Regions from separate parts of the Homo sapiens genome. Here region 2 is linked to region 1. A link is a contact called in ENCODE POLR2A ChIA-PET data. All regions are on one chromosome and are shown on one strand. The core of a region is the stretch at or near the end of the contact, and the rest is flanking DNA. Distances in the headings are between cores, read along the strand shown. Region 1 has its middle 110 kb from the start of CARMIL1. Region 2 holds the start of CARMIL1 (capping protein regulator and myosin 1 linker 1).

Region 1 (3,925 bases), core at 1,290-3,789:
CCACAAGTGACACGTCAGCCCAGCCAAACACTCAGAGGGCACATTATCGTGCTAAGTCCTACACTAAGTGCTAGGGATATAAAATCAAATAGAATTTCAGCCTTCACCTTCAGGAGGTTACAGCCCAGTGAAGGAGACAGACATCCAGCCAGAAAATGTCAGTAAAATGTCAGCAAATGTGACAAATGACCAATTCCTCCACCTTGGTTCTAAGCATTCTCCTCTACCCCATAGTCGGGAATCTTAAGCTATTGTCTCTTTTCTCTCCTGATTCTTAAATCTTTCCTATCTGTTCCTTCCTTTAGCATCTAAATGTGTGGAAGCTTCTCCCATTTTAAAAACTGTAAAACTGGCCGGGTGCAGTGGCTCACTCCTGTAATCCCAGCACTTTGGGAGGCCAAGGTGGGCAGATCACAAGGTCAGAAGATCAAGACCATCTTGGCCAACATGGTGAAACCCTGTCTCTACTAAAAATACAAAAAAATTAGACAGGCGTGGCAGCACGTGCCCATAGTCCCAGCTACTAGGGAGGCTGAGGCAGAAGAATTGCTTGAACCCGGGAGGTAGAGGCTGCAGTGAGCCAAGATCATGCCACTGCACTCTAGCCTGGCGACAGAGTGAGACTCTGCCTCAAAAAACAAACAAACAAATAAACAAAAAAACTGTAAAACTACAATTCTTTCTTTACTTACTGTTACCATCTAGTATTAACCCTTTCTCTTTACTTTCAGAGCCAAACTTCTGGAAAGAGGTGTAGTCTCTCCACCTCTCTCTCCTCCTCTTCTTTCCATTCACTCCTTAAGCCACACACTATGGATTTCACCCTCGTCATTCCACCAAAAGCATTCTTCCTGAGGTCAAAAATATCTTTCTGGGTGGGTGCGGTGGCTCACATCTAATCCCAGCACTTTGGGAGGCCAAAGTGGGCGGATCACTTGAGTCCAGGAGTTCGAGACCAGGCTGGCCAACATGACAAAACCCCATCTCTACTAAAAATACAAGAAATTAGCCAGGCGTGGTGGTGCACACCTGTAGTCCCAGCTACTCGGGAGGCTGAGGCAGGAGAATCACTTGAACCCGGGAGGTAGAGGTTGCAGTGAGCTGAGATCACACCACTGCACTCCAGTGTGGGTGACAGAGCAAGAGTCTGCCCCCCCCCCCCAAAAAATCTTCCACATCATGATATTCAAATAATGCATTCTAGTGTAGTCAGCCCCTTCCTGGACATCTCAGCTCCATCTGGCACAGTCGATGATGTCCTCCTTTTAAAAACACTCTCCCCTTCGGCTTCATGAAACATTCCCTCATTCCCCAAATTCCACAAAACACCAAACCCTTTCCCCTTGAAGCAGACACACTGCCCTAGTCCAAGCCCACATAGCTCTCGTCTGAACCACAGCAGGAATGTCCCAACTGAGCTTCCTGTGTCTCCTCTCACCACCCTGCCCTCCAGCCCACTTGCCACATCACAGCCAAATGAGCTTTATTTAAAATATCAGATTTGATCATATCTCTCTTTAAACTCTTAATGATTTCCAACTTCCATAAGGATAAAGTCCAAAATCCTTAGCGTGGCCTGCCATAAGCATCCTGGTCTGATCTGTGCCTGCCTCTCTAGACTCAGGTCAAATCACCCTCCCCAGCCCTCTCTCCATTCTGGCCGGTGTGATCTTCTTATGGTAAAAAAAAAAAAAAAAAAAAAAAATATTGCATGGACTTTCTCATTTCAGCTGTTCTCTCAGCTTGGAGTGGTCCCCCTCCTCATCTTTGCCTGGCTAACTCCTACTCACTACTCAGATTTCAACTTAAATGCCACTTCATCTAGAAATCTGATTCCCAAGGAATTGGTTAAAGCCCAATATGATCATACAGCTTGTATAGCACTGTAGTTCTTCTTAACAGTCAGCACACCAATTATTACTTATCCAAGGTTTACCTTTACCCCTAGACATGACTGAATGAGAGCAGGGGCCATGCCTGTCTTGTTCATTGCAATGTCCCCAACACCTGGCATGGTGCATATTTTTAATGAATTAAGAAATGAATGAATATACTGAATGCATTAAGAACAATTAAGAGGGACACCTAAACCAGTCTGTAACAGGAAAATGAAGGCCAAGCATTTTCCAAATCTATAATACTATGATTTCTGGAGGAAGAATGCATAGAAAGAGCCAGATGCTTGTAAAGGACAGGTGTATTTACAGAAACAGCAAAGGTGTGTAGAAGGGTTTTAAAAGAATGATTGTTATTCTGAAGTGCTGTAAAATACAGCAGGATCTATGGTGTGAACAAAATCTAATAACTCTGGCCAGTAGCATGTTCTGAGAGAACATATGTTATAGTAGATGAATTTATGTTGCATATGTTTAGCTAAGTAAAGGATACTTACACAATCACTTCTAGAATGAGTCATCTGGAATTAGCTCATGCCCATAAATCAACACAACCCAGGCCTGAAAGAATCAAGGCCTTATACATGCAAGAATTTGACATTTAAAACAAAAAAAAAAGCAGCATTAGCAATCCATAAAAAATGTTAAATCATAAATGTCTAGAGCTGTAAGGAACCTTATATTATCCAGCTCAACCCCGCTACACCTCCTATCATTCTCATCCCAGGGGTGTGTAATATGGGAAGCTGAGGCCCTAGGAGGTTAAGTCACTTTCCTCTGGTTACATGTCTACTTTGTGGCTAAACTGGTCGTAGAAACTGGGTCAGCTGGGCACAGTGGCTCATGCCTGTAATCCTAGTACTTGGGAGTCCAAGGCGGGCAGATCACGAGGTCAGGAGTTTGAGACCAGCCTGGCCAATGTGTGGAAACCCATCTCTACTGAAAATACAAAAATTAGGCAGGTGTGGTGGGGTGCGCCTGTAGTCCCAGCTACTTGGGAGGCTGAGGCAGAAGAATCACTTGAACCCAGGAGGCAGAGGTTGCAGTGAGCCGAGATCTCACCACTGCACTCCAGCTTGGGTAACAGAGTGAGACTCCGTCTCAAAAAAAAAAAAAAAAAAGAAAGAAAGAAAAAAGAAAACAGGTCTGTATTTCAATGCCTCCTAATTATCTGTAACTTTTGATTCTGTAAACTTCAATAAGACTACTCCAAACCATGGCCTGAAGGTGGTTTTCTGGAAACCCTTACCTTCCTCCAGTCTTGATACCGATTCACTATATAGCATATCCTGCGTGAAGAGAAGCCTGTGGGTGCTGCTAACCTCAACACCTACCCCGTACCACCCACACTGCCGAGGGGCTTAGGAGTTCCTAATGGCAGTAACTGAAACACTTTGAGTAACTCCTTTAAATGATGTCCTGTTCTGTGGCATTAAGTAACATCGCTCTCATCTGTCCTTTGTGATTTCTCAGTCTCCCTGCTGTCGTATTTGGGAAATATAAATATTTGGGAATAAACAAACAATGTAAATAAATGTTTGGGAAACTTCTTGTGTTATAGAACATTATAGAAAATATACATATTTGTTTTCATCTATCTATATAGATATATAGATATATATATCTTCTGCATCATGATATTCAAATAATGCATTTTAGTCAGCCCCTTCCTGGACATCTGAGCTCGTTTGGCACAGTCGATGATGTTCTCCTTCACAGTTAGTTCCTGGTTCATAACTCCCACATCCCTTGTTACAGTCTTTCGTTATAATGCTGGGTGTGTTAGGTCTCAGGGGCAGGCCTCAGGAAATAATCTCTTTCCTGCATTCCTTTTACCTGACCCAAGGCAGGATTCTAATGTTCCCTGTCTTTCTGATTGTGGGTCTTAAGAGTCTCCCCGATGAGGGCCTCGCCTCATACCCTGGGGGAAGGAATGCTGATGTCACGAAGTTTCCATAAAAATCCAAGAGGACTGGGTTCAGGGAGCTTCTAGATAGCTGAACACATGGAGGCTCCTGGAGGGTGGAGCC
Region 2 (3,989 bases), core at 19-2,518, 110 kb after region 1:
ATACATATTGTAGAGGCTTAGGGATCACAGTAATCTGAAAATCCCTGGAAAATATTCACAAAGAAGGTAGACCATTGGGATGGGTTTGAAAACATAGATAAGAATCAGATAACCTTAAGAGGAAGGAGGAAGCAAACAGTGAGTCTGGTTGTAATAGAGAAGGGAGTGGGAGAGGTTAAGGAGGGTGGGAAGGGGCCAGGTTGGCAAATCCTTAGTGGTAAGGCCTGGCTGTGGGGCTGAAGATGATTCTAAGGGGTCCAAGGTCAACAGCAGTGTTTAAAATTAGATTGCCAAGTGCATGGATTCCCTTTCCTTTCCTCCTTTTCTGTCCTTTAAAAGCAGAACCTGATTAGACAGTCTGGGACATTCCCAGCCCTAGGCTAAAAAGCAGCGATTGAGGCACAAAGTATTCTTGGCCCTGAAGTTGAACCTCTGGGGATGGAGCTCAGGGAAGTCATAGGGAGTTTGGGCCCAGGTAGGATCAGACCTATCCGCAGGCTTACATAGGCTCCAGTGATTAAAGCTCAGCTTCCTGAATATGCCCCGAGGATAAAAGAGACTTTTCCGAGTGAAAGGCATTTTCCAAGGCGCTCTCAACGGGAATGTCTGAGATAGCGAACTGCGGCTGCAGAGCACCAGCTGAACGCACACACACAAGTGTCTTCTCACGGTATGATTAGTGTTCACAGGTTTCGTCTAGCTCATCAGAAATGAAGAATAGCGATGATGAAGTGACATGTCACCGGGAGGGTTGAAAAAGAAAAAGTGCGTAAGAGGGTCCCAAAAAGAACCAGCTTCCGTGTAGACGGGTCTGCAGAATCTGCCGTCTCCCGTCTTCTGGGTCCCCTGGCCCGCCCGGAGTGGGGACAAGGAAATGGAAAGCCCGGCTCACCCGGCTCTCCTCCCTCGCAGCCAGCAGATGGCTCCCGGGCTCTCTCGCGAGCCCGCTCGCCCCCTCTCCAGACGCAGGGCTTTTGCGGTTTGGGAGGGAGGCTGCGAGGAGGGGCGCGGTGCCCGCCGCCGCCACCGCAGCACCGCACAGCGTCTCTCCTGGGGGTGCGACCTACGCCGGGGACCCAGCGCTCGGGCACCGGAGGCCGGCCTCGCACCGGTGCGGAGGCCGGCTCTCGCGAGGTGAGGAGGAAACGCAGGAGGAAGAGGAGAAGGAGAAGGAGGAGAAGGAGGAGGGCCGGAGCTGCCCCCGCCCAGCCGGAGCCCGGCAGGAGCGCGAGGAAAACCTACTCCCCCCGCCCCGCGCCGCTCTCCCCGCCCTCTCCCACGCCTTCCGCTTTCACCTAGGGCTGTAGGTGCGGCGCGGAGGCTGGGCGGGAGCTACGCCGGCCCAAGCCCCGCCGGGGACCAGCGAGCCGGGAGGAGGAGCAGGCGCCACAGCCGCCCCGCGCCCCGCGCCCGCTTGTAATCCGGTCCGCTCCTTATTCAGCCGCCGGGAACTGCGAGGAGGCGTCATGTAGCAGCAGCAGCAAATCCGCCTCGCATTTGCAACTCTTTTTTTTTTTTTTGGTGGGGCGGGGGGCGCGCGGCAAAATTCTGTCTCCGCCCCCCCTTTTCTTGCCCACTTCCATTTGCAAGCTGCATCTGCCTCTCTAAAAAAATTGAGGAGTTCGGGGAAGGGCAGGGGGCCATAAATCAGAGTTGGACCTGCAATAACCCCCACACCTACAGGGCAACCATGACCGAGGAGAGCTCTGACGTTCCCAGGGAGTTGATAGGTAAGATTCACGCGGTTGTTGGTTTTCCACCTTCCTCTGCGTACTCCTCACCTCTCTCTCCCTTCCCACCTCTGCTTTCCCGCAGGTCTCGAGAAGTCTTGGCGCCCCTTAGGGCAGAGTGGTGTTGGGCAGGGTCACTGGGGGTGCCGGGAAGTTTGTTCCCATCCGACCGCCTGTAGAGCCAAGTGCAGAGAGGGAAGGCTTCGGGGAGGAATCGGGAGTCCTCGGGAGGTGGGTGGGAGGAGGGTCTCGACTGTGAGCCCTGGGCACCTCCTCTTGCCCGGAAGCGGGGATCCAGGTTGGCGAAAGAAGGGGGCGGGCCATCTTAGACTTGGGAGTTCTGCAAGCGAGGGGAGCCCTTTACAGCTCCCAGCCCACTGCCCCAAACTCGGGAAAGTCCGGGAAAGCCTATTGGAAGGACAGGTGGCGAGCGCACAGTAGGTCGTCTCCGGCACGTGTCAGGCGCTTTCCTGAAAATGCCCCGCGGGAGGTGATCTTCTGACACGCAGACTTGGGGGAGTGGGCGCTAGTCTGGTAAAATGACTGGGCTTGGCAAGGTGTGGCTTGGTGTAGCCAGCTGGGAGCGAAAGGGTTACAGGGCTGACGCAGACTCAGGCCAGGAAATAGAGGGTTAATGATAAAAGCCTTATTTTAATAATGATTAACCTACCGATTCTCCCTATAGGGGATCTCTTAGGGAACCCGTGTGTGTTACGCTGTGCAAGGTGACCCATTGTTTGAGTACCTTGAGGTTTTTTTTTTTTTGGTGGTGGTGGGGGCGGGGCTGGTTAAGTCTTGGGGTTTAACTTAATTATCTGGAGGGTTAAAATGGCAGAGCTGAAATAGGATGGGAGAGTGTTCTGAAAACCTAGCGTTTAAGCATGTATATGTGTGTAGCATGTTATACTGTAACAAGGTATGTGCGTCTGTGTACAGATGTGTTTTGAGCCCTAGTGACCTATATTCCCTCCTGTACCATTCTTGGCACACTACACAGCCTACAGCTCACAAAGATGATGTTTAATCGGCGCTGACAACAAGAGGAAGTTCTGAGCACCCGTTGATCTCCATGTGTGGAATTTGCCCCTCTGTTGTTTCTTTTAGCTAATAATACTTTGGAGGAATTTGTGTATGCCCTTCCGTTGGTGACTGTTAACTCAGCAGGTAAAACTTGATGTAGAGAGGCTGTTGCTAGGTTTGTATGGAAGCCCCTACTTCTGCTGAATTACAGACAAACCTGATCTTTTACCAGAATTTACAGTATGAAATTATTCACAGACGCACGCGCGTGTGCGCGCGCGCACACACACACACACACACACACACACACACACGCACCTCTCATCATGATCCCAGCAGATCCTCTTCTCTCTCCCCAACCCTGTGGAGTCTGCATCTTTTGCTGGAGTGAGTGACACATCCGGTTCTGGGAGGCTGCGACCTTTCCAACACCCCAAGCAAACGCCAGAGGCTCTGAAGACGCCTCCAGAGGTCCTGAGAATGAGTGTAGGGCAGGGCTTGCCTGGCTGGTCAGGGGATAAGGATGGCTAAAGTGGGTGGCAGATTTTTACTTTATATAAGGAGTTGTCCTTAAGTCTGGAAATGGAAAGTGTAGGTAATTACTTAGGCCCAAGAGAAAGAGTGAAGGGTAGAGTGGAAATAAGGTGTCTGGGTTTCTATTCATGGTTCTCAAAAGGAATAGTTTGTATATTTTAAAAGTTGAGTTTGACCTTTATCTTGAAATGGAATTTTTGTTTTTATTAAGTATTGCCTATCTCTTTCAAGAGAGTGACATATTATGCCCGATATGATTTTTCTGGGCCTTTCAGTGGTCAAGTTAGGCTGGGATAGAATAAATACCTGCACCTGCTTTCCTCTAAATTCAAGTGCTCACAAGAGTTCTGCTCTGATCAATTCAAAATGGCGACCGACCACATGAAAACCTCTATATATTCCCTTAAGATTCCCTCAAGATATTTAAAAAGTGTTACAGACTTGGCTGAGCGTGGTGGCTCACCCCTGTAATCCTAGCACTTTGGGAGGCCGAGGCAGGTGGATCACCTGAGGTCGGGAGTTGGAGACCAGCCTGACCAACATGAAGAAACCCGGTCTCTACTAAAAATACAAAAATTAGCTGGGCGTGGGGGCACGTGGCTGTAATCCCAGCTACTCGGGAGGCTGAGGCAGGAGAATCACTTGAACCCGGGAGGCGGAGGTTGCCGTAAGCCGAGATCAAGCCATTTCATTCCAGCCTGGGCA

Evidence for each region. ChIA-PET counts read pairs that join two places held with the same protein, here RNA polymerase II (POLR2A).
Region 2: POLR2A ChIA-PET joins it to region 1 with 12 read pairs in PC-9. The contact joins the promoter of CARMIL1 here to the enhancer-like site in region 1. POLR2A ChIA-PET finds 5 or more read pairs at or near these places in 3 of 52 experiments (HEK293T, PC-9 and activated CD4-positive, alpha-beta T cell).

The regions. Positions count from the first base shown.
Region 1 is chr6:25,171,657-25,175,581 of GRCh38, forward strand. No RefSeq gene overlaps it. Among named protein-coding and RNA genes, the nearest start is that of CARMIL1, 110 kb to the right of the region's middle. RefSeq lists an enhancer at 3,077-3,577. Within about 2 kb of position 2,540, at least 13 of the 41 ENCODE cell types and tissues checked have a DNase peak (open chromatin) inside an H3K27ac peak, as active enhancers do; they include PC-9, where a contact is called at or near this core.
Region 2 is chr6:25,278,106-25,282,094 of GRCh38, forward strand. It overlaps CARMIL1 (capping protein regulator and myosin 1 linker 1), which reads left to right and starts at 1,269. Exons shown (of 37, transcript NM_017640.6): 1 at 1,269-1,730. The coding sequence starts at 1,691. RefSeq lists a silencer at 997-1,466.